Linked DNA regions of Homo sapiens: region 2 is linked to region 1. A link is a loop called in an ENCODE intact Hi-C map of the cell type or tissue named here. Cell type or tissue: IMR-90. All regions are shown on one strand. Each heading gives the region's core, and the rest is flanking DNA. Links, peaks and the distances in the headings are about the cores only.

What was found. Hi-C counts contacts between places; a loop is a spot of excess contacts. Peaks named below come from ENCODE experiments on the same cell type or tissue, not always from the same donor. Only the 100,000 strongest peaks of a DNase experiment are listed, where the experiment ranks them.
Region 2: a loop joins it to region 1, with 16 times the contacts of the local background. A loop is called at or near these places in 2 of 110 quality-filtered maps.

What each region holds. Positions count from the first base shown.
Region 1 is chrX:17,232,865-17,250,268 of GRCh38, reverse strand. No RefSeq gene overlaps it. Among named protein-coding and RNA genes, the nearest start is that of NHS, 130 kb to the left of the region's middle. In IMR-90, for the core only: a CTCF peak has its summit at 7,593 (motif pointing left); no DNase peak of the experiment used is centred there; H3K27me3 peaks cover 625 bases.
Region 2 is chrX:18,204,358-18,213,717 of GRCh38, reverse strand. It overlaps BEND2 (BEN domain containing 2), which reads left to right. Exons shown (of 14, transcript NM_153346.5): 4 at 1,038-1,153. Among named protein-coding and RNA genes, the nearest start is that of BEND2, 12 kb to the left of the region's middle. In IMR-90, for the core only: a CTCF peak has its summit at 3,031; no DNase peak of the experiment used is centred there.

The sequences.
Region 1 (17,404 bases), core at 3,707-11,706:
GAGATGGCTATGGCCCTCCTACTGAGACCACGCACAATGGAGGTGTATCAGTTAGGGCAATGCTAACTGCAGCAACAAACGAACCCCAAAGTTTAACAGCTTAACACAGTGAAAGTGCATTCCTCAGTCATGTAACTGTATAACACACACGAGTATTTCTGGTTGGTGGTCAACCTTCCACATGAGTATTCACTACCCAGATTGCTTTCATATTGTGGCTCCACCCTCCTCTTGGGCTTTAGAGTCCTTTGTGTTCAACTGGAGAATGAACAAAGACAATGAATGTACACTCACTGCTTAAGTTTCTTGACCCAGATGTGATATATATCACTATTGCTACCGTTCCACTGGGGAGAACAAGTCTCTGGCCTCAACTACATGTAAGGAGACTTAGGAAATGTAATTCCTAGTAAGCAGCTGCTTACATCAATAATTCTACACTCTGTGGCCAGGTGTGGTGGCTCATGCCTATAATCCCAGCACTTTGGGAGGCCAAGGCAGGTGGATCACGAGGTCAGGAGTTAGAGACCAGCCTTGCCAAGATGGTGAAACCCCGTCTCTATTAAAAATACAAAAATTAGCTGGGCATGGTGGCGGGCACCTATAATCCCAGCTACTCAGGAGGCTGAGGCAGGAGAATTGCTTCAACCTGGGAGGCGGAGGTTGCAGTGAGCTGAGATCGCGCCACTACACTCTAGCCTGGGTGACAGAGGAAGACTCTGTCTCTAAATAAATAAATAAATGAATAAATAAATAAATCTATACTCTGGAAGTTCAAATCTTCAGTGGACAAAGAATTGTCTCTGTTACAGGAAACTTCCTACAAAGGGAAATGGAGGCAGGAAGGGAGTAGGTCAGACGTGTAACTGCCAAAATCCAACACATGATTGTAACAAAATGGATTTCCAGACACTTGTAAGGAAGCCTATGTTTTAATTTAAATGAAGTTAGCTGTAAGTCCTTTACCAGAGTTTATGAGTCTCAGAGTTGGATGTACCCTGAGAGGCCTGCCTACTTGCCCAGGGTAGAATAACCCTCCAGCAGTTCTGATAACAAGGCAATATTCAACCTGTATTCCTCAACCTCTTCAGGATCCATGTATCAGTTAGGATGTTTCAAACTAGAAATAATGGAAACTCCAACTCAAAATGAAATCGAAGGGTAGAAGAGCCTTCAGGCTCAGGATGATCAGCAGCTTAATGGACAGGTCCTTTTCATCTCTCTGCTCTGCCATCCTCAGTGCTGGTTTCATCCTAAAGCTGGTTTCCCTCTTGGCCACAAGATGGCTGTCAGTGACAGTTAAGACTAATGAGTTCTGATGAATGTCCAGCAGGAAAGGGGGAAACCCTCTCTCCTAACCATGAAATACAAGACCTTCCTTTAAGTCTGATTGGGTTGGCTTAGGGTATGTACCAACCTTTGGACCAGCAAGAGCCACTAAGAGAATGCCATGTGCTGAATGGCTTGGACTAATCAGGATCCATCCCTAGAACTGGGCATAGAGTTCCCTCTCCCATAATCACATGAGGACAATACTTCAACAAAATTGGGTTTCTGTAGTCAGAGAAGAAGGGGTAAATGGATGCTGAATGGTTAATCAACAGAAGAAGGCTTTAAGAAAGGCCAGTTCACTTTGGGGAAGTGCTAATTATTGGAAAGTTCTTTTCTTTTTTTTTTTTTTTTTTTATCTGAGATGGAGTCTCACTCCGTTGTCTAGGCTGGAGTGCAGTGGTGCAATCTCAGCTCACTACAATCTCCGCCTCCCGGGTTCAAGCGATTCTCCTGCCTCAGCCTCCAGAGTAGCTGGGACTATAGGGATGCGCCACCACGCCCGGCTAATGTTTTTGTATTTTTGGTAGAGTGGGGGTTTCACCATGTTGGTCAGGCTGGTGCGAACTCTTGACCTCCAATGATCCTCCCGCCTTGGTCTCCCAAAGTGCTGAGATTACAGGCATGAGCCACCGCGCCCAGCTGGAAAGTTCTTTATATTGAGCCCAAATCTTGCTCCTAGCACTGCTCTCTGGAACGCCTCAGCGTAACGCTAAACCCTCTTCCTTGTGACATACTTCTAAAACTTTAAAGATAGATATTATACGCCCTTATTATTCTACCCCAAAGTTTTCTTTAGGCTGAAGCCCCTTTCTTTTATACTCCCCAGTAGATCATTTCCCACTTCCTTATCACTCTTGTCTTTCATTTATGTGCATGTTTGACCAAATCCCGCCTACAGAATAGCAAAACTGCACCCTCCTTTGCTCTTCCTACAATCCCTCTATTAATACAGCTAATGACTATATATTTAATTAAATAATGAAACAGATAAACCACAATATCTCAACACCTTAATAAAGGTTTATTTCTCTCTCACATAAACTTCTGATTGTCAAGCAGCTCTACTCCAAGCAGTGACTCAGTGACTCAGGCTTCTTCCATCTTGTGGCTCTGTTATATCCAACACACAACTTCCCAAGTCACCTGTTTTATTTGTATCAAGATAGAAAGGGAGAGCCAGGTGAGGTGGTTCATGCCTGTAATCCCAGCACTTTGGGAAGCCAAGGCGGGTGGATCACTTGAGGCCAGGAGTTCAAGACCAGCCTGGCCAATATGGTGAAACCCCGTCTCTACTAAAAATACAAAAATTAGTCGGGGGTGGTAGTGTGCACCTGTAATCACAGCTACTTTGGAGGCTTAGGCAGGAGAATCGCTTGAACTCGGGAGGTGGAGATTGCAGTGAGCCAAGATTGTGCCACCGCACTCCAGCCTGGGTGACAGAGCAAGACTCTGTCTCAACAACAACAACAAAGATAAAAAGGGAAAAAATATACAGGAGCATGTGTGGACAATATTTATGGACCAGATCTGGAAATAGAAGACCTCACTTCTGCTCACATTCTGTTGGCCAGAACTCAGTCACATGGCCACATCCAACTGCTAGGGAGGCTGGGAAATGTAGTCCAACTACTTCTGCCACTGGGCAGATATTTAGCCATTGGGCACCTGCATTTCATTGTTGGCTTCTTGAGATTGTCTGAACCCTCTTAGCTTTTACTTTTATGGGCTGCTGCTAAGCTGGCCTCCCCATTCTGTAATTATAGAGTTTCTCTTTTGAACCTCAAGGCAGGGCTGCTCACTTAACCCATTCACTGCCCATTTGGGTTTCTCATTGTGCCTGCTGCTTCTACCACTTTTCTTCCTTTCTTTCTATTATTATTATTACTATTATTCTTATTTGAGACAGAGTCTCACTCTGTCACCCAGGCTGGAATGCAGTGGCGTGATCACAGCTTACTGCAGCCTCGACCTCCCAGGCTCAGGTGATTCTCCTGCCTCAGCCTCCCAAGTTCCCTTTAGGAAGATCCCTTTGGCTGTCATATAACTGAGACCTACCTGGAGAAGAGCAATTTTTAACTGAGTGTAATCAAGTTTGCATAAAGTCAAGCAAAGCAATGGTGCTGACCTAGTTCAAGGACAGCAAGGGCTCAAGAGAGTTACTAATTAATAAAAATTACATGTTAACATAGTCACTTTCTATAATTTTTTGCCACTTTTTTTTCTGGATTTGCAAGTTGATTTTCAGATCTTCAGTTGGTTTATTCTTTTGTGTCTTAAGTGCCACGTGAAAACAAGAGGAAAAATCATATAGCTGGCTCTGCTCTGCATTGCTGGGAATTTTGAAAATGAACTTGAAGTCTACGTTGCTTTCATCGCATTTTGGGGCTTTGTGGGCCAGAGCATTTGCTCTGTGTATCTACTTTCAACCCATAATGCAAGACATGTAATTAGTGGTGCCTCCGCCTCTCCCTGGCAAGCTCAATCAGGCAAAGCCCATCCAAATATACTCCACAGACTCCTCTTCCATGGCAAACCAGGGCAGATGTTTCTTACTCCAAGGCACCATTTTCTTTCTTTTTCCTTTCTTTCCTTTCTCATTTATGTATTTTTTGAGACAGGGTCCCACTCTGTCACCCAGGCTGGAGTGCAGTGGCACGATCTTGGCTCACTGCAGCCTCAACCTCCTGGACTCCAGTGATCCTCCTACCTCAGCCGCCCCACCCCCCAGGTAGCTGGGATTACAGGCATGCACCACCATGCCCAGCAAATTTTTGCATTTTTTATAGAGATGGGGTTTCACCATATTGCCCAGGCTGGTCTCAAGCTCCTGAGCTCAGGCAATCCACCCACCTTGGCCTCCCAAAGTGCTGGGATTACAGGGGTGAGCCATCGCACCCAGCCTAAAGCACCATTTTCAACCATTTCTTCTGCCAAAGAATAGTCATTTAGATGTCACTAAATGGTACTTGCCCTGGAGCAGCTCTCATTAATTAATAGGGTTATTAAATTCTGGACATAGAGTTGTATATGGCTAGAATTCCATTACAATAAAACCTCAAAGGGGTTAGTACCATATAGATCAAAAAATATCTTGAAAGACATTTTTGACCCTCTCCCTCTCCCTCTCCCTCTCCCTCTCTTTCCACGGTCTCCCTCTGATGCCGAGTGGAAGCAGGACTGTACTGCCGCCATCTCTGCTCACTGCAACCTCCCTGCCTGATTCTCCTGCCTCAACCTGCCGAGTGCCTGCGATTGCAGGTGCGCGCTGCCACGCCTGACTGGTTTTCGTATTTTTTTGGTGGGGACGGGGTTTCACTGTGTTGGCCGGGCTGGTCTCCAGCTCCTAACCGGGAGTGATCTGCCAGCCTCGGCCTCCCGAGGTGCCGGGATTGCAGATGGAGTCTCATTCACTCAGTGCTCAATGTTGCCCAGGCTGGAGTGCAGTGGCGTGATCTTGGCTCGCTACAACCTCCACCTCCCAGCCGCCTGCCTTGGCTTCCCAAAGTGCTGAGATTGCAGCCTCTGCCCGGCCCGCCACCCTGTCTGGGAAGTGAGGAGCGTCTCTGCCTGGCTGCCCATCGTCTGGGATGTGAGGAGCCCCTCTGCCCGGCTGCGCAGTCTGGGAAGTGAGGAGCGCCTCTTCCCAGTCGCCATCCCATCTAGGAAGTGAGGAGCGTCTCTGCCCGGCCACCGATCGTCTGAGATGTGGGGAGCGCCTCTGCCCCGCCGCCCCGTCTGGGATGTGAGGAGCGCCTCTGCCTGGCAGCGACCCCGTCTGGGAAGTGAGGAGCGTCTCTGCCCGGCCACCCATCGTCTGAGATGTGGGGAGCACCTCTGCCCCGCCGCCCCGTCTGGGATGTGAGGAGCGCCTCTGCCCGGCCGCGACCCCGTCTGGGAGGTGAGGAGCGTCTCTGCCCGGCCGCCCCATCTGAGAAGTGAGGAGCCCCTCCGACCTGCAGCCGCCCCGTCCGGGAGGGAGGTGGGGGGTCAGCCCCCGCCCGGCCAGCCGCCCCGTCCGGGAGGGAGGTGGGGGGCGCCTCCGCCCGGCCGCCGCCCCGTCTGGGAGGTGGGGGGCGCCTCTGCCCGGCCGCCCCTTCTGGGAAGTGAGGAGCCCCTCTGCCCGGCGGCCACCCCGTGTGGGAGGTGTACCCAACAGCTCATTGAGAACGGGCCATGATGACGATGGCGGTTTTGTCGAATAGAAAAGGGGGAAATGTGGGGAAAAGATAGAGAAATCAGATTGTTGCTGTGTCTGTGTGGAAAGAGGTAGACATAGGAGACTCCATTTTGTTCTATACTGGGAAAAATTCTTCTGCCTTGGGATGCTGTTGATCTTTGACCTTACCCCCAACCCGGTGCTCTCTGAAACATGTGCTGTGTCCACTCAGGGTTAAATGGATTAAGGGCGGTGTAAGATGTGCTTTGTTAAACAGATGCTTGAAGGCAGCATGCTCCTTAAGAGTCATCACCACTCCCTAATCTCAAGTACACAGGGACACAAACACTGTGGAAGGCCCCAGGGTCCTCTGCCTAGGAAAACCAGAGACCTTTGTTCACTTGTTTATCTGCTGACCTTCCCTCCACTATTGTCCTATGACCCTGCCAAATCCCCCTCTGCGAGAAACACCCAAGAATGATCAATAAAAAAAAAAAAAGAAAGAAAGACATTTTTGAAAAGGCAGAGTGTAGCTCAACCTCGTGCGTAGCATCACAATTTTTTTAGAGCTAAGAAATCCATAGACTCATGCACACATGCAAGGATTTACTAAGCATCTACTATGTGCCAGGCACTATAGTGGGTGATAGAGATGAAGATGAATCCCTGTTTAGAGAAGCTTCTAGGCCAATGGGGAAGACAGACATTAGTTGGCAATTTGATATAACAATATAATAGGTTATATAAAATGCAGTGTAAAGATATTAGACCTGAATGAGGTCTTATGGATTTTCAAATCCAGTCTTTCTCAACCTTTTAGAACCAATACCTTCCTTTATGTAAAAATGAAAATCTCTAGGTCACCTTCAGGAAACCAGGAGATGTGAAACTAGAGTTGCCCTCTGTGGATCTTGGCCAGCTCAGAAGATCTGTTCCTACTTTACTTTTTTGTAGCTTAAAAAAAAATCTTAGTGTTTTCTAAATATTGAAATGCCATTTTAAAAATTCCTCTCTCCTATCCTCCCAACATCTACTATCCCAATTAGGAATAGCTCACCTAAGCCAAGCGCCCCATTTTGAAAGTCCAGAGAGGGAAAGACCAAAGCTCAAGGGTCCTAGTACCTGCAGTGTTGTTTGGGTTAACAATGATGTGGGATGATAAAATAAATAGCAAGACTGGTTTAAAGAATAGTTTAGCCCTTGCTTCTCAAAATATGGTCCATGGACCAGCAGCATCACCATCATCTGGGAGCTTGTTATAAAGGCAGAATCTTAGTCACCACCCAAATCTATAGAATCAGAATCCACAACCTAACAGGATCTTCAGGTAATTTGCATATACCCTAAATTCTGAAAAGCACTGCTGTAGCAGTCATTGTTGATGCCCCCAACCCATATCTCATCTTCCCACCTAATTCATCAGCAGGTGTGGTAGACAGTTTCTAACATGCCAATAGCTTCCTGCCTTAAATGCCTGCATCTTAACTCCTTGCATGTATGGTGAAGTTAATACCCCAGGGTAAACCTTCACCCAAGGAGGGATGGAAGCCAGTGGATAAAGGTCCGTCCTTCCCACTCTTTAACCGGAGAGTTGATGAATCCTCAGCTAGTATGATTTGTCCAGTGATACAAACATCTTACCAAAAGGAATAACAAATAATCCTGTAAGGTTTTTGCCCCAAAACTGACCACAGGATCACACTGACCCTTTCCAAGTTCTACTTTGTTTGTGTGATTGTTTGGGTTTTCCTTGGCTCTTTGCCATTCCCCCACCATCTCCCATGACTTGGGATTACCCCAGGCATGGGAAAATGGCACCCAGTAATTTTTTGTAAACAGACTCCACCTGCTTCTCTCATACAGGTTCCCCATGTTGCTTTGGGAATTCATCCAACAGTCTCTACCTTTCAAAGCCGTAAATCAGACAATGATCTGACTGAGGCTGGAATTTCAGGGCACCACTTTCTTTATTTGGGTTGTTTTTAATCATAGGCTTGCCCTTCTTATGTCACACTGGCCATGGTCCCTCAGAGTCTCTAATTATTTTACTTACTCTAAGAGACATGCCGTCCATGGATAATGAATGTTGATATTCTGCCACCTAGTGGAGGAACTGGGACTGCAGAGATGGAGCTTAACCGCTGAAAACAAGGAATCAATAATAACCATGTTCTTATTTGAATGCTTATTATGTACAGACCACTCTACACATAGGAGCTCTTTCCATCCTCACAGCAACTCTGTGATGACGGCGTGATTTGAATTTCATAGGCTTAAGAAAATTAAGCAACTTGGTAATAGTGACATAGGGATGGGACAAAAACCAATGAATAAGTGCGTTAATGAGTGGGTTAGAGCTCTGGGCAACAGAGGCTCAATTCTGCTGGGGATCCTTTGAGAAATCAAAATTTTTTGGAATAAAAAAACCTTCAGAATCATCTCACTGGAATATGGAGAGGCTGCAGCATGTATCCACTGACTCCCATTCCTCATTGGTTGAGAGTTCCCCCAGGGGTGTTAACCCACCCAGTGATTCTGAATTGTACCTACTTGTGGCTGAGCAGTCTCCAGTGATGTCAGTGAATGCCCTTAGGAAAGAAACAGAGACATTTAAGTTCTGGAGGTGGGGAGCTGCCAGAACAACGGAAATTTAGGAAGTGATGGAATAAGATTCTAATCTAGATCTGTCTGACTCCAAAATCCATCTTCTAACCCATCCATCAAACTGCCTCAATGGTCAACCATGTATGATATATTTCACTGGTCACATTCTTGCCTGGAAAGCTCTTCCATGTAGTCCAAGCTATAGGCAATGGTCTGTCAGACCCTGAGTTCTCATCTTAGTTCTGGTTCAGATTGTAATTTGAAATCAGGGTCCATGTTCTTCTATGGGTCCTCTGATACACTGTGGGTGACTACGGTCTTTGGTCTGTCTCATCTCACCATGCTTACAAGCAGACATGTTGCCTCGGCTTCTTGAACTTTGGCCTGAAAATGCCTGATAGATGTAAATCCTAAAGCAACCAGCTGCTGCCTAGAACAGGTTGTGGACATGTGGCACAGCAGTCCCACAGTTCTTAGCTTCATCCAGGCCCTCCAGTCTTTGCTTTAGCGTCTTGTTCAATATCACCAAGATACAAATTGTTATTAGGGAAAGAGAATGGGCTTTTGCCAGACAGACCTGGATTTCAATCTGAGCTCTGCCACTTACCAACTGAATGAGCTTGAGAAGGTCCCTTGACCTGCCTGAGTCTGTTACCTTACCTATCCATTGGAGCTGATAATACCTACTACCCTTAGGGTTGTTGTGGTAACTGGGTATAAGGCAGATCATGAGAAAAGGCTTCAGATGCAACTAGTTTATTTGGGAGGTGCAGAGTAGACTGGTAGGGAAGTGGGAGAAGCGAAGTAGAGAAGGGAGACAGCCCATAAAGAGGGCATTGGTAAGCTGGCTACCACAGTGGGCAACTGATTTCATCCTGCAGGAAAACTCTGGGAAACAGCGTCAAACCCTCTAAATCAGAATTATCTCAAACAAGAGTTGAGGGAACTGGGGTATTTACATCCCAATTCCTAAGAGTTATTAGTTGAGGGCTACGCCAGGAGGGTGTTAATTCCTCAACCTTCACACTGTCTAGCAGGTAGGAGGGGGCAGCAATGAGCCCTGAGGCATGCAGGCTCCATCACCTGCAGTTGGAAGTGGGCCAAAGCATTCTGAAAGGACCATGGGATGCAAGCAGAGCAGCTCAGCACCTACTTTAAGTAACCAGCACATGCCAAGCACAGATGAGCAGCTCAATATTTTGGCCTCATCTTATTGCCCCTCCCTGCATCCCACTCCCCTTCAAAGTCTTTCTTTTGCCATCTTGCTGAGTATGTGTGATGCACTTGCCATTCTCCTCCTCTGTAATCATGCTCCTATTTAATCCTTATGCCTCATTCTTACTCTATTTTCTGCACTACATTCACCTCCTGCCACCAACTTATATTAGTGCCCTCTTCGGCACACTGTGTTTTGCTCAACTCCCTCATCCTTGAGCTGTTATTCTTTATTTTCCCCTTTATGTTGACCATTGGCTTCTTTCCCAACTGTTCGGGAATCAGCCTTTGTGATATTTCAGAAGTCACTTCTCCCCATGACTTATGTTAGCAAAAGCTTTTCCTTCTCTCTTGTTCCATAAAAGATCAGGTTGCCCATTCAAAATGAGCACTAAGTTAAACAGCACTGTGACAGACACTGTGGATTGTCCAGCCAATGACCATTCTATCCTCTTCTTTTTGCCAAGAACACACTGATTTTTGTTTACCCTTCAAGTAGAAGCCATGTCCTTCAGGGGAGGCCACACCTCTCCCCAGAACCAGGGAGGAAATACTTTTTGGTCAAAGCCAATCAGGGTGTTAGCCTTTCCCTTGCAAATGACTAGTTTCTTTTTTTTGTTTGTTTTTATTTTCACTTTTATTTATTTATTTTTTTTGAGACGGAGTTTCATGCTTGTCACCCACGCTGGAGTGCAATGGCACGATCGTGGCTCACTGCAACCTCCCGCCTCCCAGGTTCAAGCAATTCTTCTGCCTCAGCCTCCCAAGTAGCTGAGATTACAGGCATGTGCCACCACGCCCAACTAATTTTTTGTATTTTTTAGTAGAGACGGGGTTTCACCATGCTGGCCAGGCTGGTCTCGACCTCCTGACCTCAGGTGATCCACCTGCCTCAGCCTCCCAAAGTGCTGGGATTACAGGCGTGAGCCACCGCGTCTGGCCAGACAAATGACTAGTTTAGATATTGTTATGTTAGACAATTCTGAGACCTAGAGAATGCCAATGGAGGTCTCTGGGAAGGTTTCCCTTGCTCATGAAAAAGGTTTCTTTTTTTCTTCTGCCTCTGGAAATTGTCACCTGTGTGTAACACCCAGAATTGCCACAGTCCTCTTGGAACCAAGAGGGAAATCAAAGAGAAGATCTGAGAAGTGGAATTAGAGCCACTATGTCATTGAGCCACTAACTCTGCCCTAGAGCCTGCTTATCTAATTGTTTAAGCCCATTTTAGTTGGGTCACCTGTTACTTGCAACCAAAAGCATCCTTAAATGATATAATAAAGCCCTTAGACTTTGGAACTTAGTTTTTTTAAAAAAATGCTTATGAAAGAATGGCTTAAACCAATAGCCAATCTACCCACAAATGTTCTTAATGGCTTATATATTTTCACTTGCCTTGGCCACATTCTCTGGCATTGGTACATGATGTATGTAATGTCTGTAAGAATCAGCCTGAACAGGCACAGAAATAGATCTAAAGGAGCCCATCTGGACTTTAATCAATGCAATTCCTGAAAAGTCAAGTGGAAACTAAATTTTTCCTAATTGAAGAGCAAGCTAACCAAACTAATGTTTTTGGAAGTGTTCTAGATAAACCTGAGGCAATGTAGTTTATGAATCAATTTCCTTTCAATAAGCAAGACTATGGCAAATCCTTTTGGATTCAGAGGAATTCTTTTATAAAAGTATATATTCCCCCTCTGATGAAAAGTTCCTTAAATTGGAGTTTGGCTTCAGGGAGTCTGTGAATCCTATGAAATTATAAGCAATATTCTGTGTCTATGCATAAATGTGAATTTCTCTGAGAAGCAGGTACTAAGCTTTCATCGGATCCTGAAAGGAGTTTGTGACTACCTTCCCATCTCCAGAAAAAAAAAAAATGAGTTAAGAGCCACTGCTAATGTAGTTGTTTTCAGAGCCTGGATTTTCTTAAAGAAGCAATCTGACAGAGGGCTAACGTATTTTGAAGAACCAGTGTTCATATCCAATTTGTGAATTCTGAGATATTTCACCAGATGTCTCTATTTTCATGAGGGCCTTAGGCTGTATGGGGGAAAAAAATATGTGACAGGGACTTTGAAATTAGTTGTCACGTCCTGCATTCTCAGGAGGTGTGGTAGATTGTTAGAGTAGTAGCCCTCAATTTTTTCATACCTCTCTGTATCCAGCCTTTGGATAGTCCCCTCTCATACTGACCCTGAGCTTGGTCATGTGATTTGCTCTGGCCAAAGGAACAATAGTAGTTGTGACAGAAGCAGAGACTTGAAAAATGTATATTAGAGATTTCCTTCAATTACTTCTAAAGCCCCTGCCACCAACTCCATATGCAGAAGCCTGGGCTAGCCTGATAGATGATGAGAAACATATGATGCAGTTTCCCCCATTATCCTAGCTTATAGCCAGTCAATCTCAGAAGCAGAACCATGTTTCTGGGTGGCAGCTGACTGTAGGTACATGAGTAATTCCAACTGAGGCAACAGTAGACCCACCCAGCTGAGCCTACCCCAAATTGCCAACTCTGTAAGCTAAGTAATAGCTTGTTGTTTCAAGCCACTAAGTTTTAGGGTGACTTGTTATGCACCATAAGCTAACTGATACAGGAGGGAAGAGAATGGCTATTCTTTTCAAACGCTGATGTCAGTTGCAGCCATGCATGGCGAGGATGGAGGAAAGCTGTAATATGATAGATGTAATAGCTCCAGACCATAAGGAGGCTCATGGAAGCCCCTGAGGTAGTAGTTAGCAAGCCAGGCTGAGCAGAATGAGTGGCTAATGAACAGAGGGGAAATAGGATCCCTACACTGGGTCCTCACTGCCCCTGGCCTAGGCTACCTGGGCCCAGAAAGAGAAGGCCTACTGGGCTCCTCCTTTCAGCCACTCTACACTCACCAAAGGAGGACCTGAGAGATGGAAACTCAACAATGTTTTTAAAGGGTTATTTGGGCCCTTGTTTTTTCTCATGCTTGACATAATTTGGCAAAATAGTTATAAGAGATTAAGTAGGAAAAGAACAAGAGTTGAAAGTCAGAGAAGAAGAAAGGGAGTCAAAGAGTGAAGGAAAGAAAAAGATATGAGAGAAAAGAGATGTCAAATATCACCCAGAGATCTGTTCTTGATCATAAAGAACAAGAAGGAAAACATACTATTATTCATTTTCAGGTACTTACATGCCCATTAACCCATTTAACCTTCCTAACTATCTTGGGGAAACTGAGGCCCAGCTTTAGTTGTGGCTGTTCATGATGGGAATGGCAGGGAATCTATAATATATGGGTTGCTCTAAGAGTACATAGCCCCAAAGTGGCAGAAGCAGGACTTTGACCAGTACTTGCTTCACTAAGAAAAGAAAGAAGCCTTGATGTGGATAATAATAGTAGACAACACTTTTTGGGTTCTTACCATGTGCAATACACTATTCTAAGTGCTTTATGTGATTAACTCATTTGATACTCAGAACAGCCAGGTACGATAATTATCGTCTCCACCTTACAGATAAGAAGACAAAGATACAGACAGGCTAAGCAACTTGCCCAAGATTACTCAGCTAGTAAGCAGGGAAGCAAGAATGTGAATGCAGGTGGCCTGGCTTCAGAGCCTGCACTTTTAGCAACTACCCCATAATGCCTACCAAAATGCTTCCAGATTCCAACCCCATTACTGCTGCTTCCTCCCTGAGGGCTCCTATATTAGTCCGTTCCCACGCGGCTATAAAGAACTACCTGAGACTGGGTAATTTATGAAGGAAAGAGGTTTAATTGACTCACAGTTCCTCAGGCTGTACAGGAAGCATAGCTGGGAAGCTTCAGAAAACTTATAATCATGGCAGAAAGTGAAGGGAAAGCAAGCATGTTTTACCACGGCAGAGCAGGAGAGAAAGAGAAGGAGGAAGTGCTACACACTTTTAAACAATCAGGCCTGGTGAGAACTCACTCACTATCATGAGAACAGCAAGGGGGAAATCCACTCCCATGATCCAGTCATCTCCTACCAGGTCCCTCCCCCAACACTGGTAATTACAATGGACACGAGATTGGGGTGGGAACACAGAGCCAAACCATATCAGCTCCCAAATGGCATAGGGATGGGCCCATGCTACCAGGACAGGCCTGACCACAGTGTAAAGACCTGTAAAGATAGGAATATCCACAAGGGAATCCAGTTAAACTTCCTGCATTTAGGCAGAAGCAGTAAGCCCATTGAAAAGGCCTGGTTGCCTTATGCTCTTTCCAGAGCCAAGCATACCTCTGGAGAATAGATGCATGGAGCATGGGGTCTGAAGAACAGCTGAATACATGGAGCCCCATTGGAAAGAACTAGACATGGTTTCTTCTAATTTTACTAGCTGGGCCATTGGAAGCTGGGAAGAGAATTCGCTAGGAGCTGTTTGAAGAAAGAATAAGAGATTGTATGGGGGAAATGAGGGCATAGAGATGAGACTGGATAGACAGGTGGAAGGGAGCCAAAAAGGGGAGGTGTCCCCCCAGGGTGTTTTTTACTACTGACTGCATAGCTTAGACATTTATTTGAAGTCCACTGGGGTCCACAAGTGTATCCTGGGTGTACCCAACGTGAGTCCGGAACTTGATTCCCTGGAAGTTTCTCATTGTTTAGACCTTCAATAATAATCCCAGGAGGAGAAGGAGTAGAAGACTAGAAAGTCAAATTTAATTCATAAATCTGTTCAGTTTTTGAAATTTCTCAAAAGAAAATTGCCTTTGTCTCCCAGTTTCTACCAGCCTTACTCTTTTCTGATTTTCTTCTCAGTCACTAACACATTTAAGGCACTTCAAGGCAAGACACATCAGTTAATAGTTTAGCATGAGGATTCATTAAGAAGAAAAAGAAGAAAGGAGGAGGAGAAGAAAGAAATAAAAAAGGAAAGAAGAAAGAAAAGTCTTTGATGTTGATGGCAATGCCCATGTTTGTGATATAAATCACTTGGAATAAGGAGACTGTGGCTTTGGCAATATGGGGAAGTCTTTTTATTTATTCATTTTTTGCAAGAAATATCTAGATTTCTTTGTCCTTCAAGGGGTTTCAGGATCAAATCATGTACCCCATTCCATCTATAACAGAAGAAAAGGAATGTGAAGTCCTTGATTTCTCTCCTCTGTGGTTTGAAGCATTTCTAGGAAGAATGTTAACACTCTGGAGGACCCTGAAGTGTGTATTTAAGTTTCTCAGATGGAAGTTAAAGGTAAGGAAAGAACACAAGGTTTCCAAAGGGAGAATCCCAGAAGAAGTAACCATGGAAACTGATCCAAGGTCTTCAGAGTAGTGTCACATTGAGCTAAGAGACAACAAGTCCCATTAGTGGGAAACAAACCTCTAAAGCACAGAAGCTGAGCAAAACAGAAATGAATGGAAAATATATGAAGCAATTTTTAATAACCAGGTGACTAAGACTCAGCAAGTGGCAAAAATCAAGGCAGCAAAAACCATCTCCTTCTATAAATGAAAGATGCAAACGTAAGTATGCTTTTAGCAGCCCTTCTTCCTGTAAACTATTGTAATCACATCCATAACCCTAGGCTCTTTGAGGATGCCAGCACCAGATTTCAAGAACTGATTCATTCTTATACATGTATGCATCAGTTCACTCTTTCATTCAACAGCTGTTATGAAGTATCTGAAGACACATTTATTCATTCATTCAATATTTATTTAGTCCCTACTATGTGCCAGATACTCTACTAGGTACTAGAGATATTGCAGTGAATCAGACAGCAATATTAGTTGACTTTACAGAGCTTGCCATCTAACTTATACTGTGCTCAGAAATATGGAGGATTCAGAGAAGCAAAAAACTGAGTTCCCCAACCTCAAGGAATTCACGTTTTCCTTAGGAGGATAAAGTACAGGCATCCCAAGAACTAAATACGCCTACAAGAACTATGTCAAAATTCCAGGCAAGAATATAAGCAATGTCACAAGGTAATATATTTCCATGTTCCCATTCTATCACTGTCCAAGCTCATTACCAACCTTGTTTCTGGCTATTGAACACATTGCAAAGTTCTTTTGTGAGGGGAATCCTTAATGAGGTGAGTGTCTTAAAATAAATTCACTCAATGCCTGCCTACATTTCATTCATTCCTTAGCCTATATCTCCAAGTACAAATATGGGTTTAGGTGAATTTCAAAATCCACTTGATGGCATGGTGGGGTGAGAAGAAATATATTGTGAGTCTAGTTACTTTGAGGGCATGTATGACTGGCCCACTTTGAAACATGTCTCTGATCCAGTTCTCAGCCTCTAGGAATCTTTGCTCTCACCTTTGGAGTTGGGCCAGTACTGAACAACTCTGCAGAATTAAAGTGACAGGGAGAATGGAACCAAGTTGGAAAACACTCTGCAGGATATTATCCAGGAGAACTTCCCCAATCTAGCAAGGCAGGCCAACATTCACATTCAGGAAATACAGAGAACGCCACAAAGATACTCCTTGAGAAGAGCAACCCCAAGACACATAATTGTCAGATTCACCAAAGTGGAAATGAAGGAAAAAATGTTAAGGGCAGCCAGAGAGAAAGGTCGGGTTACCCACAAAGGGAAGACCATCAGACTAACAGCTGATCTCTCAGCAGAAACTCTACAAGCCAGAAGAAAGTGGGGACCAATATTCAACATTCTTAAAGAAAAGAATTTTCAACCCAGAATCTCATATCCAGCCAAACTAAGCTTCATAAGTAAAGGAGAAATAAAATACTTTACAGAGAAGCAAATGCTGAGAGATTTTGCCACCACCAGGCCTGCCCTAAAAGAGCTCCTGAAGGAAGCACTAAACATGGAAAGGAACAACCGGTACCAGCCACTGCAAAAACATGCCAAATTGTAAAGACCATCAAGGCTAGGAAGAAACTGCATCAACTAACGAGCAAAATAACCAGCTAACATCATAATGACAAGATCAAATTCACACATAACAATTTTAACTTTAAATGTAAATGGGCTAAATGCTCCAATTAAAAGACACAGACTGGCAAATTGGATAAAGAGTCAAGACCCATCAGTGTGCTGTATTCAGGAAACCCATCTCACGTGCAGAGACACACATAGGCTCAAAATAAAAGGATGGAGGAAGATCTACCAAGCAAATGGAAAACAAAAAAAGGCAGGGGTTGCAATCCTAGTCTCTGATAAAACAGACTTTAAACCAACAAAGATCAAAAGAGACAAAGAAGGCCATTACATAATGGTAAAGGGATCAATTCAACAAGAAGAGCTAACTCTCCTAAATATATATGCACCCAATACAGGAGCACCCAGGTTCATAAAGCAAGTCTTTAGTGACCTACAAAGAGACTTAAACTCCCACACAATAATAATGGGAGACTTTAACACCCCACTGTCAACATTAGACAGATCAACGAGACAGAAAGTTCACAAGGATACCCAGGAATTGAACTCAGCTCTGCACCAAGCGGACCTAATAGACATCTACAGAACTCTCCACCCCAAATCAACAGAATATACATTCTTTTCAGCACCACACCACACCTACTCCAGAATTGACCACATAGTTGGAAGTAAAGCTCTCCTCAGCAAATGTAAAAGAACAGAAATTATAACAAACTGTCTCTCAGACCACAGTGCAATCAAACTAGAACTCAGGATTAAGAAACTCATTCAAAACCGCTCAACTACATGGAAACTGAACAACCTGCTCCTGAATGACTACTGGATAAATAATGAAATGAAGGCAGAAATAAAGATGTTCTTTGAAACCAATGAGAACAAAGACACAACATACCAGAATCTCTGGGACACATTTAAAGCAGTGTGTAGAGGGAAATTTATAGCACTAAATGCCCACAAGAGAAAGCAGGAAAGATCCAAAATTGACACCCTAACATCACAATTAAAAGAACTAGAAAAGCAAGAGCAAACACATTCAAAAGCTAGCAGAAGGCAAGAAATAACTAAGATCAGAGCAGAACTGAAGGAAATAGAGACACAAAAAACCCTTCAAAAAATTAATGAATCCAGGAGCTGGTTTTTTGAAAAGATCAACAAAATTGATAGACCACTAGCAAGACTAATAAAGAAGAAAAGAGAGAAGAATCAAATAGACGCAATAAAAAATGATAAAGGGGATA
Region 2 (9,360 bases), core at 2-8,001, 970 kb before region 1:
CTGGTCTCCAACTCTTGAGCTCAAGTGATCCTCCTGCCTCAGCCTCCTAAAATGTTGAGATTACAGGTGTGAGCCACCGGGTCTAGCCTGGAGGGATTTTATAACTTGATATTTCTATATAACATTAGTCTGCATTTATCTAACTTGAGAGTTAGTTCTCCCATTTTCTTTATCCCCTTTTGATTTCTCTCTTTTGGGTCCTTGGTCATTAGGATCTCCACTATAGAATGAAAGGAAACAGGAAAGAGATGAAACTTGAATCCCTTAATTGTGCCTCTCATTACTGCCCTGGCTCAGGAAGGTTTAAGTGAAGTAGCTCTTTCATTAAAGTGTCACTCCCAGTAACTGTGATGCAGGCTTTTAAAGCAAATCTCTAGTACAAGATACAATCCAATACTGTTGCAGCCAATGTCTTCTTCTAGTTCCGTAGTTAGGTGACTCAGAGCCATAACCAGATCTTCCTAATTCTAGATTGTTTGGCTTACATTTCACATCCATTTATTTAGGATTAATATAAAATTTAATAAGGCAATCCTAACTTGAAAGCTGAAATGGACCTTAGAGATCATCTCAACTGATGTTAACCTGGCAGATGAGGAGGTGGTGTCTCTAGTGGTCTGCCCAGCTCACATAGCAGTGGGGGTCCGATCTAGAATAGATTCCTGGCTTACATTTTGGACACAATGCCATCTCCTTAGTCAAGGGCCTTTTGGGGGCTCCTTTACAAAAGCAGTTAGCCCTTGCGTTCTCTTGTTCATTTGTTTCCAGCATTTACTATGTAGGCTTTAAGTTATTAAGCAGTCACTTCACAGTTTGTAATTGTGTTTGATTTGATTCTTATTCCTAGTCATAAGTAATATAGCCCTTCAGTTTTAAAATAGTTACTCTAAATTGGTCATGGAAGAATTCTTGTTTTGTCACTCTAAAATTCAACCCAAAGTCCAATTCAATTTGAGTTAGCATTCTGAGAGCATATCCGTATTAAGGTTATTAAGAGAGTAGTGTATGAAATAACTTTTTAATGCATTGCTTCACAGTAGCCCATGGTGACCAAATAGTTTCACAGATAAACCACCCAGTACATTTAAGAAGATACAGTTACAACTCAGAGGAAGTGGATTTTCCAAAAAGAGGAAGATTCTATACTCCAGAGGTAGATATTATGGTTTGTTTATTAAAGTGAAAATCTCTCTTTGTTCTTTTCATTCTGCTGTATTTCTTTTTAAAAAATGGAGTTGAATTTCATGCAGTAAAATGCACAAATCAGTGAGTTTTGATAAATGTGTATACTTACACCCCATGAAGATAATGAACATTTTGGCTGGGCGCAGTGGCTCATGCCTGTAATCCCAGCACTTTGGGAGGCCAAGGCGGGTAGATCACCTGAGGTCAGGAGTTTGAGACCAGCCTGGCCAACGTGGTGAAACCCCATCTCTTCTAAAAATAAAAAAAAAAATTAGCTTGGCGTGGTGGTGCATGCCTGCAATCCTAGCTACTCGGGAGGCTGAGGCAGGAGAATCGCTTGAACCCCGGAGGCGGAGGTTGCAGTGAGCCGAGATTGCGCCACTGCACTCCAGCCTGGGTGACAGAACAATACTCTGTCTCAAAAAAAAAAAAAAAAAAAAGACAGTAATAAACATTTTCATCACCCTAGAAAGTGGCCTGGGACCTCTTCCCAGTAAGTCCCCATCTCCCTTAACTTTGGGGGAAATATATTTTGATTTTTTTTTCCATCCTAGATGAGTTTTGCCTGTTCTAGAACTTCACATAAATAGAACTGTACAGTATGTACTGTTTTGGGTCATAGTCTTTTTTCCTGAGAAGAATGTTTTGGAGATTTGTTTCATAGTATTAATATTTCATTCCTGTTCATTGCTGAGTGGTATTCTGTCATATGAATACTCATAATTTGCTTACCCATTTTTTTTTTTTTCTGAGATGGAGTCTTGCTCTGTCATCCAGGCTGGAGTGCAATGGCACGATCTCGGCTCACCGCAACCTCCACCTCCCGGGTTCAAGCGATTCTCCTACCTCAGCCTCCTGAGTAGTTGGAATTACAGGAGCCCGCCACCACATTCGGCTAATTTTTGGATTTTTAGTAGAGACAGTGTTTCACCATGTTGGCCAGGATGATGTCAAACTCCTGACCTCAGGTGATCTGCCTGCCTCGGCTTCCCAAAGTCCTGGGATTACAGGCGTGAGCCACCGCATCCGGCCTGTCCATTCTTTTGATGGACATTTGGGTTGTTTGCAGTTTTGGGCTATTAGGAGTAAAGTGACTATGAACATGCTTATGGCAGTCTCTTTGTGAACCTATGTTTGCATTTAATTTGGGTAAATACCTGAGAGTGGAAGTTTTAGGTAATGGGGTAGGTGAAAGTTTATGAGAAATTGCCAGTTTTTCTAAGTGGTCATACTGTTTTACATTACCACTATATTCTCCTGTGCTTTTTGACCTCTGAAGTTGAATAAAATAGATTATTAAACTATATATAATTTGGCTTAACAGAAAATGTATTTGTTTACTTACATGAGGATGTGGATATCAGTGCCACATAAGTAGTGTAGGCAATTCTTAACTTCTATCAGCCTCAATATTTTCATTTTTGGGGATAATGCTAATTATCTGCCCAGTGTCATGGTTTTGTACATAATTATCTGAAAGCACTTTGGAAAGCATGAAGCACTATACAAGGGTAAGATGGTAATATTTTGTTTACAATTATTAATATCTATTATAATTTGATATAATTTTGCCATCTAATAAGTTTGTAATGCTGGGCTAATTCGATTAATTTTTTATCATGTATTTTGAAACAAAGAAGTAGGTAACTCCTTGGTATGTTTATATTAAAATTATTTTTATGGCCCACAATTCATCTTTAGAATAATTATACAGAAATATAATGGTTATTTACTGTCTGTTTACTTATTTATACCCTGCCTTACTCCAAAAAATATTTTAAGATGATTTACAGATTAATTTATCAAGAAAAATAGATGGTTAAGTGTTTCTTGTCTTGTCCACAGAGTGTCACTGTTGGTTTATTTGAAAATCAAAAGCCATTTAAGATTTGGTTCTTTGTTCATGGTTAGAAATACTTGCTTTTAAAGCAGTTCTGGTGCTAGAAGACTCGTTTATCTACCACGAAGTATATAAATGGTTAAGCTTGATGAAAATGGTGTCTTAAGTGTAGCTGGGTTAATGAGAACACAATTCTGCAAATATATCTTTTCCTGTAGTTGTAGGATTTGTGATGGGCAAAGGTCCTTTGATATCACAAATAGGCCTTAGGTGCTTCTTGAAAATGAAATGGAAGTTCTGAACTTTTCTTTCTTTCATATGTTCTTTTGGTTTATTAATAATTTTTCCTTAGACAATAACATGAATACTTGATTGTGAAGAAGGTGGAAGTATCATTAATGAATGTATACCAGACTTTGAATCTTTATATAATATTAAATGCTCATTGCCAAATATATTCCAAGAAAGCAATTTGAATTCTTTTTCAGTCTTCATATATACTACAGAATTACTCTGAACTCAGGCTGAAGGAAATATCTCTCTCTCCTGAATCTGTATGCTTCTTTTCATTAGACAATGAGCTCTGAAGCATTTTGTTTCCTTCTTTTCCTTATCTAGTAGGAAATTCACAGCATTTTTGTACCCAGTTTCATTAGCTTTTCTAATTTTTAAAAGAATTATAGATTTACAGAAGAGTTGCAAAAATATTTCAGGGAATTCTCATATATATGCTTGACACAGCTTCCCTTAATGTTAACTTACATGTATAACTTAAAATTATGGTAATTGTAATAATCACAGCACAGTTATCAGAACCAGGAAATGAACATTGGTGTAGTACTATTAGCTAAACTGTGGTCCTTGTTTGAATTTTGCCATTCCTACCCAATCCCATGTCCTTTTTCTGTTCCAGGATAAAATCTAGTATCCCACATTGAATTTAGTTGTGTCTCCTTAGCCTCTTCTAGTCTGTGACAGCTCCTTATTCTTTCCTTGTCTTTCATGACTTTGACACTATTGATGACCACTGCTCAGTTATTTTATAAAATGTCTCGATCTTGGTGTGTCTGATACTTTCTCTTGAATAGATCGAGATTATGCATTTTTGGCAAGAGAGTAACACATGAGTGATGTTATCTCCTCATTGAATCATATTGGGGGATAGGTGGTGTTGATATTTTTTTTATTGGTGATGTTAACATTGATCACTTGGTTAACATGATGTTTTCCAGATTTTTCCACAGTAAAGTTACTATTTTTCCCCATTGCCCACGATAAAGATTTTGGGTGGCAGGGGATTTTGAGACTCTGCTAATATCCTGTTTCTCTTCAACTCACCAAGACAAGTTAGTATCCATGCATGGATTTTACCTGCAGCAGCCATTATTGTGGTGTGTGCCTTATGTTGATTCTCTGTCTCCCTCATTCCTTCTGGATTTATTAATTGGAATGCATTTGCAAGGGAGAGCTGTCCTTTATCTCCTATTTATTTATTCAATTATGTATATTCATATTAATATTGACTCATGGACATTTATTGCATTGTATGAGTTATAATCCAGTATTGTAATTATTTCTTCATTGATCAAATTTTCCAGCTTTGGCTATTGGGAGCTCCTTCAGTTGATTCCCATGGCCTTTTGACTTGTCCCTGCCTTTTTTGTATACTCACTTGTTTTCTGACATCACAAGATAGTCTAGGCTCATCTGTACTTTCCCTGTCTTAGCTCTGGAATTAAACTGTTCTCTAAGGAGCCCCGGTTCCTTTAGTTGGAGACTGGTATTTAGAAACCGAGATCTGGACACTAGGTGTGTTCATTGCTCCTCTTGTGTCATTGATCCTAGGCCTTCTCAGTGGACAGAACTAGGAAATAAATGTAGGTATCCCAATCCATGCACACACATACATCTATATTTCAGTCTCGCTATATATTAAAACTATATGTTCATACTGATATTCAGTAGCTTTTCTTAAACCTAGGTTCTTATATAATAACTTCTTTGCCTACCTCCTTTATTAATCAGCTCTTTTATTCTCATATTCTCTTTTTCTTGGCTTTATAAGACTTCTGAAATCCTCTGGAACATAGGGGAGAAACAAAAAGAATTTAAAAATATAAATATTTAAACTGTTCTTTTTATAGTGCTTACTTTGGCTCCTAGTGATATTAAGACATTGACTACTTATTTTTTATATATATATATTTGAGATGGAATCTCGCTCTATCACCCAGGCTGGAGTGCAGTGGCGCAATCTTGGCTCACTGCAACCTCCTACTCCTGGATTCAAGCCTCAGCCTGCCTCAGCCTCCCGAGTAGCTGGGACTACAGGCACGTGCCACCACGCCCGGCTAATTTTTTGTATTTTTAGTAGAGACAAGGTTTCGCCGTGTTAGCCAGGATGATCTCAATCTTCTGACCTTGTGATCCACCCGCCCCGGCCTCCCAAAGTGCTGGGATTATATGTGTGAGCCACTGCACCTGGCCTATTTTTTAGAATGTTAATAGAACAATGAAGTTTCTTGTGATGAAAATGATAGAAACCATCTTTCTGGATTCCAACACTGTTGTAAAGTATGAAGTTCTGTCTCTCAAATGTAGTTTTCTGAAATACTGAGCCAAAAAAATTTTTAATCACATTTAATACCATTGTACTATTTTTTTTTTTTTTCTGAGACAGAATTTCGCTCTTATTGCCCAGGCTGGAGTGCAGTGGTGTGATCTCAGCTCACTGCAACCTCTGCCTCCCGGGCTTAAGCGATTCTCCTGCCTCAGCCTCCCGAGTAGCTGGGATTACAGGCGTGCGCCACCACACCCGGCTACTTTTTGTATTTTTAGTAGAGACAGGGTTTCGCCATGTTGGCCAGGCTGGCCTCGAACTCCTGACCTCAGGTGATCTGCCCACCTCGGCCTCCCAAAGTGCTGGGCTTACAGGCGTGAGCCACTGTGCCTGACCACCATTGTACTGTTAATAGAAATTTTGCTGTGTCAAGTTCTGTATGATTATCATCTCATTGTGATACATTTTTCAAAAAATTTCTAGTTAGAACAGTATCCCAAGGTGAAAAATTTGAAGTAAAAATAATTTCTATAGCCCCTTTTTTTTTCACAAAAAAGCCCATAACTGATCAAATGTAGTTAAGCCTCTTTCATCTAGATTGTTTCACATTTAATTTCTCCAAAATAATCCTTAAAGGAAATTGGCTGATTTGGATGAAATTTAGTATGTGCTTGAATGTGTATCAAGATGTCTCAATGGAAACAAAATGGCAGCCCATCAAGGTTTTGTAAAGAACCATACCTTAGGTGGTTTTGAGGGGGTGTTGTAAGAATCACCATGTTGGTAAAGATGTGATTACCGGGGATTTTCTGAGTTCTAAGCCAGAGGTAATGAAGGTTTATTAAAAAAAATGTTTCTTACCGTATATAATGTTTCTTGAATGGAATGAGCTAAAATATTTTGGAAAGTAAAATTGTTTGGGCGTTTATCATGATCATGGGGGAGAACAGAAGCGGAGTGCTTCCAAGGGACACATGCAGTCTTGGGGGGAAGTGGGTGCAGAGGCGAGCTGGGAAGGGAGGGAGCAGGTTCTCCCTAGCCTACCTCCCCCTGCACTGCTAGGCCAGGGTCCCCCTCAGCAAGCCTGCACACTGGGGTGGGAGGCAGCATCTGTGGGGGGAGGTGCCTAGGGCCATGGTCAGCCTGAAATGGCCCCAATGGCTCCTCTCCATTGCTCCTAAGGGGCTGGCTTTTTCCTTCCCTGCCCGTTCTAGATCACAGGGGTGGCGCTGCAGCTTGCCTTGTTCTTTCATACCAGTTCCCTCTTGAGTCCACCTCCGTCCTGCTTAGCTGGGAGCAGAGGAGGACGCCCTCAGTTGGCAGTCCCCGGCCTACCTCAGCCCTCTAGTCCTGCCTCTTCACTCCTGGAGACAGTGGAGCGCCTAGGGCAGTCCTCTCCTCCAACTCCTCATATCTGTCCCCACAGCCAACCAACTGCCCCCATCCCCGCCCTTCTTCTGACCCCTTCCCGACTATTCTAGTGGCCTGGGCTGACATCCTTGCTGCTTTCTGCATCTAGTCCCCTCCCCGAACTCAGAGCTGCCCCCAATCGGGCGTCCCTCTGTCTCTCCTCTGGCTCTAGCTCCTGACCCTCCTTCCCCTCTACGTGTTCTCCCACAGCTTGGAGAAGCCACTTCTCTTGCCTCCCATCCCTCCTTTGCTGTCATCCTCACTCTCTCCTTCCCATGACAGCCTCGCTCCTGGAATGTCATTGATACTCGCTGTCTCCACATCTGGCTTCCTGTTTTTCTCTGGGTATTTTTGAACCTGCTGTTTCTTCTATCCTGTAAACCCTTCCATGCATCCTCACCTGGTGAGCTCCTTCTCATGTTTTAATTCTCACCTCAGACCTCACCTCCTCTGAAAAGCTCTCCATGACTGCCAGCCTGGGTTAGGCCCACTCTTCTGTGCATGCTTAGCCTCCTGTTCCTGCCTGTGTCATGGCGCTGGTAATAACAATAGTAACATGAAGAGACCACTGAGCACTGTTGGACTGGGCATAGTGTAGTGTTGTTACCGTTAGTAGTAACCTAATACTATGGCAAGGTTCTTGTCCTCAAGAGAACCCTGAGAGAGATTTTCATCCCGATTCCCTACATGAGGACATTGAAGCACAGAGAGGTTAAGTAACTTGCTCAGGGTCACACAGCCAATAAGTGGCTGGACTCTAGTATTTGACCCCAACCATGTTCCCCTAGAGCCTGCACTGTTTACCTCAGTGCCATAGCCCAGTGGTTCTCACTGGGAGCATCAGAATCACCTGGAGGGCTTGTGAAAACATAGACCACTGCTCCTACTCTCAGAGTTTCCGACTCCAGAGGTCTGGGGTACGGCCTGAAATTTGGCATTTCTAATTTCTTGCAGGTGTTGTTGATACTGCCAGTTTGTGGACCACTTTGCAAACCACTGTTCCAGGCTGCTAATCACTTTGTCTATTGGAATCCTCTCTTTACTTGTCTCTCTCCCAGCTGAGATGGCAGTTCCTCTAGGACAGGAGCTTTTTTTTTTTTTTTTTTTTTTTTTTTTTGAGACAGGGTCTCATTCCATTGCCCAGGCTGGAGTGCAGTGGCACAATCATGGCTCACTGTAGCCTCAACTTCTCAGGCTCAGGTGATTCTCCCACCTCAGGCTCCCAAGTATCTGGGACTACAGGTGCATGCCACCATGCCTGGCTACATTTTTGTATTTTTTTTTTCTAGAGACGGAGTTTTTGTTGTTGTTGTTGTTTTTTGTTAGAGATGGAGTCCTGCTGTATTGCTCAGGCTGGTCTCGAACTTCTGAGCTCAAGTGATCCGCCTGCCTCGGCCTCCCAAAGTGCTGGGATTACAGGCATGAGCCACCGTGCCTGGCTAGGAGCTTTCTTTCAGTCCATGTTTCCAACACATAGCAAAGTAGTTCTGCCAGGTGGAAGGCCGTCAATAAAGGTTTAGTTGAATGAATGAATGAGGAAATGTTTCTGGCCCTTTGTTTAAGCGTATTTTTTTTTTGCCCAAAGTTTCTGTGTATTTCAAGAAGAATTCTCAGATTTTTATCAGTCATATATGCTTGATTGGCACGTAGGGGATGTGTACTCAATGGTTTTGTAAGATTAGTTGTTGACTGCATGATTTTAAAATGTTTGAAGCCAAAAGTCACATCTGTTATATTTGGCTCAATGTTCTTTCTGGAGTGGAACACTCACTGTCTGTATATAATATAGACTTCATATTTGTACATATATGAACATATATGTTACATATGAACATTATAAAGTGAGTATTTGGTCTTTTAGCAGATTTGAGGATTTCTTTCCTAAAATAGCACCTTCCTTGATGTGCAGCGTCTTCATCATCAATGTGCTGGTGTAGAGGCATTGTGGCGCTTTCATTTGCTGGCATTAGAGCATCCTCAGTGCCTGCACGGGGTAGAGCAGCAGAGGGGATGTTGGGGCTCCTGAGCTCAGCCTCTTGGCTCTGTGTCACCTACAGCCAGGCCTCGAATAGGAGCAAGACATTTCTGATGGCTTGAGAACTTTTGTTGTGTCTAGCAGTTAACATTTGACTTAATGGCATTTTCACATATGTTATTTTTCTTTTGAAATATGAGCTACTATTTTTTAAATATAATAGAATTTAGAAGATCTTATTGAAAATACCACTATGCAGGTTGACCGTCTTTGTGGAGCTGTTTCAGAAGTGCAATGTTCTTGGGAGCAACCACCTTTGATGAAATGTGTGTTACAAAAACATTTTTACAACTTTGATAAACCTCTAGCTCCTAAAGACACAAATCAGTT